Linked DNA regions of Homo sapiens: region 1 is linked to region 2. A link is an interaction called in ENCODE POLR2A ChIA-PET data of the cell type or tissue named here. Cell type or tissue: OCI-LY7. All regions are shown on one strand.

Region 1 (2,500 bases), 250 kb after region 2:
CCATTTCTAAAGATTTCTAGTTGCACACCAACTCTGTTCCAGGGGCTGAGATTCTGCAGGCCCTCAGGAGTTTGGAATCCTGTTCTCTAATAGCAATGTGACTACAGGTAATCCACTGGCATTCTTATCTTCTTCTTCAAGAACCCACAGGTCAATCTGCATATGTCACAGATACCTCTGAGGCACCTGCTATCTACCCCTTGGGTCTCCACCCATCCCCAGCATTTTTCTCTGTCAACAATAGAAATGGCACATCACAGTCACATTCCCTGACTACTGGAGGCTTACAGAAGCAGTGACTATTCCCAGGCTGCCAACTAGAACCAGCCCCCACTGCTGCCTCTGACGTACACAACTTGACACACTCCTACGGCCAATGCCACCGACCCACATTCTAGCATGGGCTGAGCCCTGGCCTCGGCTCAAAGCATCATGTTTGCAAAAGAGCATGAGGAAGACTCTCTGAGAGGTTGGGATGGAAGACAAACAGGTTGAATGCTGCTTTATGCAAACCAAAAGCTCCACCTCTGTGAATTTCTGTTTTTGAAAAATTGTCACCTCCAGAAAAGGAACAGGGAGCTGCAAGTGCGTCACTTGTGTTGGCCTCCCCCAAGCCTCACCACTCTTCTGGAAGGAAAAGAAGAGAAATCCATGCAAATGGTCTCATGCCATCTGAAACCTGGACCCTGCCAGGTAGAATGCCTAGGGCTAGGAGCAGTGATTTAAATTTCATAACCCCAGGACACAGGGTCCTCCATCTGCAGCTCCCAGGAGTGTCCTTGCCATGCGCTTTGGGGGTCTTTTCCTTCACAGTCCACCAGGCTGCATAGGACTTTGATTTGAAGCTATAAATAAGGTTGGAATGCACATGAAATCTAGGTTCCAGAACATGTAGCAATCTGCCTTCTATAGAACTTTATTTTTAGACCTCATTTACTAAAAGGAGAGATTCCTCGTAGCATCTCTAAAGTACAGCTAATCCTATGAGAGCCCTTTTCTTCTTTCACAAAAGATGTTTATAGCAGGAAGCAGAGATGTGAGGCTGGTAGAAGGCCCAACTCTGAACCCAGCAACTAAATAAAAATAATGATAATAATGGCAATGATTAACATTTAATAAGCATTTACAATGACAGGCACTATTCTACTTGTTTCACATACATTACCTCATTTAATTCTCAAACAGCCCAATCAAGTAGGTAATATTATTATTCCCATTTTATAGATGAGGGAACTGAGGCATAGAGAGATTATGAAACTTGCCCAACATCATATACCTAGTAAGTGGCCAGAATTCAAACCTAGGCAATCTGTCAGGCTTGACATGTTCGTTTTTAGCCAGCCACTGCCTCTCAACAAACAGAGCACTGAGGCTGTGCTGCCCTGGGCTCAGCCATTAGGGAGCACCACAGGCCAACTCAAAGGCCAGCAACACCTCTGCTGCCAGATCTTTCCTCCTCTGAGTGTGGTCTGACAATCAGCAGCATTGGCTGTGAAACACCCAGGAGTCTGTTGAAATGCAGAATCTCAGGCTCTAACCCAGACCTCCAAAATTAGAATCTGTATTTTAGCAAGATCCCCTGGTGATTCATTTGCATATTAAAGTTTCACAAGCACTACTCTAGAAAACTGAACTTTACTTCTAGTCTCTGTTACAAGTTGCCTTTCTTTGCTTCTAGTTTGTTTGTACTAAACTTTCTCTCTTGAGCATCCATATTTCTGCCTCCCCTTTGGCCTGCTAGAAATGCTCTGCTTCTTCCAACTTCCCTCCCGAGTCAACCCGGGAAGGGAGGGCTCAGGACAGCCACCACACGGAGGCAATAGACAGGGATGTGAGGAGGGTCCCCAGTATCTCCAGACTCCAGGCAGCCAGAGAATGCAGAGAATGAGAAGCCACCACTAGGGTACTACCTTTGAGGCCTGCCAGGTGACAGCTGTCCCTCACATTTGGAGCAGTGCTGCGACTGGGCAAAGGCTCAGTGGGCAGGTATATGCATTCTTTCACCAGAGAGAACCTTGGGCCTTCTGTGGTCCCTTAGAACCCTCCTCTTTACTCCAATTTCTCTTTACTCCAATGAGGGGACTCTGAAGGAAACTGGCCTGGGCATTGGAGATGGTGGTGTTGGGGGCTGGCACTTCACCCTTGGCAGCTCTTAGCTGAGCTCACATGGCCAAAATTCAGAGCACATGGTCCTGGGAGAGCAAAGCTTACCCTTTGGATTAGACAACATGTGCAACTGAATTACATTATTATGTAAGTGCTCTGGAGCCAGAGGCAGGCAGAACTGGAGAAAACCAGACTGGGATTTCCAAAAATATAGAGAGGACACTATAACTCAGGGACTCTACAAGGCTAGCCTTTTAGAATAAAACAAGCAGATCCTTTGATTAAGTACTCATATTTAGGGAAGGCCTTCTCTAGGAATGGCTGATCCTGTGTTGAGGAATATTTTATTTATTTGTTGTTAATGGGGGGAGGGAGGATAACAGTGAATTCTTTT
Region 2 (2,500 bases):
ATTTGGTGCCTGATGTTTTCTTATGGTAGTTGTTATTTTCTTTCTATATTTAATTGTCATAAGCTACCTATGTTGAGCCTAGAAACTGAGCCTGAGAACAAGTTGATTATGAGAAAAGGTACAATGATCTCCTCAGATTTGAGGAGTTTTGGGGTAAATAATTGAGTTAATATATCCATTAGAATGTATATATGTATCTGTCTTACGAATGTCTCTATCTTATAAGTGAAACCAGTAAATGAGGTAAGGGGAAAGATCATTAAGTGTAAAATATAATTAACTTTGTTCATTCACTACTGATCAGGATCTGAACGTTTTTGGTCTTTGATCCTTGATATGTTTTTTTCTGTGATTCAACAAATGTATTTGTAATAGCTTACCAAAACATTCTGAATATGGTATATGTTACCCTTAGCAAGAATTTAAGTTAAAGTAGCATAATGGCTCCTATTAACTTTTTGTTCTCACTAACCCAGCTGTACCATTTGATAAAGGTCTAGTAGGTGAATAGGTGTGTTTACTATAGGTGAATTGGTGTATATTTTATTTTGTCCCTGTTCCTAAAACATTGTATCTCATTTCTGAGGAGAAATTCCAACGAGTTTTTTAAAAAATAAAGTGGTGTACTTTGGCTCGACAAATATTTTTAAAACTAAGCAATTTTATAATGGGTTGTATAGTTATCTTTCAATTAAATAATTGTAATCTTACTTTGCAATAGAGTGACCAGTAGGTAAAGCATTATAGTTTTAAAATTAGCATAGCAAATATATAGTATTAAGTTTTCTTTACTTTAGCTCTTTGCAGAATCTGTAAAAGTTGTTTCCGTTGGTTGAATGGAATTGTGGAAACTTTAGAAGTATATTTCATTTTGATAAATATGTGTTAGAAAGAGATTCTACAAGCGTTTGGGGGTTGAGTTAAAGAATTATACAATTTTGAAAATCAGTTTGTCCCTGCTTAATTTGTAAAAAGTGGTGCTGTATGTGACGGGGGTGCAGTCCCATTTCAGCTCTGCAGGACCCTGTCCAGCCGGTGGTGCTCCTGTGTAGAGATGCCGCCGGTGATTGCCCAGACTCCCTGTGTTGCCTTTCCTCTCCTGCTTCTCTGCTTACCCTCTTGATGGTCTCTTTCCGTCCCCTGCCTGTTATTCATCCTTCCCTTCAAGCCACCACTGTTTTATTTCTATTTCTCTTAAAAACAAAACACTGTTGTAATTATTAGTTTTTAAACAGGGAGATACTGAGCTATTATCAAAACCTTAAGCTTTAACAGTTTGTGGGGATACCCCCTACTTTGGGCCCTCAGCTGGAATTTGGAGAATGGATAGCTTAAAATCACTTGCACAGTAACTGAATATTTGTAAAATACTTTATATCTGGACTAAGAGAGAGAATAGAAAAATACCTTTTTACCTCAGAAATTGCTGTATTTTCTGGTTGGGGTGAGATAGAGGCAAAGTTGAGGAAGAGGCAGGCATGTTACTTAACTAAAATAAGCATTAATTTATTAGACTGCTCTCTAGTCTCATGGACCTAATTGGAGAATTAAAAAATGGAAATTTTGGTGTTGTGAATTGCTAAAATATTTTGATTTATTAATTGAGAAGACTAGGCTTTCTTTCCTTGATTTGTAAATACAGAATACCACTGATGCCTTATTATATATTGATCTTTTACATGTCATTGGTTGATAGTTGCAAAGTAGCAGACCCTTTCCTTTTTAGATTTCTCCTAGTGGTTTTAAATTGTTAACATAATTGTTTGGTAAGAAAAATAAAACTTGGAAATTAATTATGGTTACATGTTGAGTTAATGTCTCTGCTGGATTTAAAATCAGTAGCTCCTGGTTAGGTGTAGTGGCTCATGCCTGTAATCCCAGCACTGTGGGAGGCCGAGGCTGGTGTATCACTTGAGCTCAGGAGTTTGATACCAGCACAGGGACAGGCGTGGTGGCTCGCGCCTGTAATCCCAGCACTTTGGGAGGCCGAGGCGGGTGGATCACAAGGTCAGGAGTTTGAGACCATCCTGGCCAACATGATGAAACCCTGTCTCTACTAAAAATACAAAAATTAGCTGGGCGTGGTGGCACATGCCTGTAATCCCCGCTACTCAGGAGGCTGAGGCAGGAGAATCGCTTGAACACAGGAGTCAGAGGTTGTAGTGAGCCGAGATTGCGCCACTGCTTCCAGCCTGGCGACAGAGCGAGACTCCGTATTTAAAAAAAAAAAAAAAAAGAGGGAGACCAGCACGGGCAACATGGTGAAACCCTGTTTCTACAAAAAATACAAAAATTAGCCGAGTGTGGTGGCATGTGCCTGTAGTCCCAGCTATTAGGGAGGCTGAGTTGGGTGGATTGATTAAGCCTGGTAGGTCGAGGCTGCGAGGCTGTGATTGTGCCATGCCACTGCACTCCAGCCTGGGCAACAAAGCGAGACACTGTCTCAATCAGTCAATCAGTTCAGTAGCTTCTAAGATCTATACCAGGCATTTCATCTATT

What was found. ChIA-PET counts read pairs that join two places held together with the same protein. Peaks named below come from ENCODE experiments on the same cell type or tissue, not always from the same donor. Only the 100,000 strongest peaks of a DNase experiment are listed, where the experiment ranks them.
Region 1: POLR2A ChIA-PET joins it to region 2 with 8 read pairs; 2 of 35 experiments call an interaction of 5 or more read pairs at or near these places.

What each region holds. Positions count from the first base shown.
Region 1 is chr11:45,851,896-45,854,395 of GRCh38, reverse strand. The region is part of intron 1 of CRY2 (cryptochrome circadian regulator 2); the gene reads right to left. Among named protein-coding and RNA genes, the nearest start is that of CRY2, 5.7 kb to the right of the region's middle. RefSeq lists an enhancer at 1,658-1,797 and a silencer at 1,784-2,078. In OCI-LY7, a CTCF peak has its summit at 1,382; a DNase peak (open chromatin) is centred at 1,475; H3K4me3 peaks cover 1,231 bases; H3K27ac peaks cover 1,119 bases.
Region 2 is chr11:46,101,596-46,104,095 of GRCh38, reverse strand. The region is part of intron 1 of PHF21A (PHD finger protein 21A); the gene reads left to right. Among named protein-coding and RNA genes, the nearest start is that of PHF21A, 19 kb to the left of the region's middle. In OCI-LY7, no CTCF peak of the experiment used is centred here; no DNase peak of the experiment used is centred here.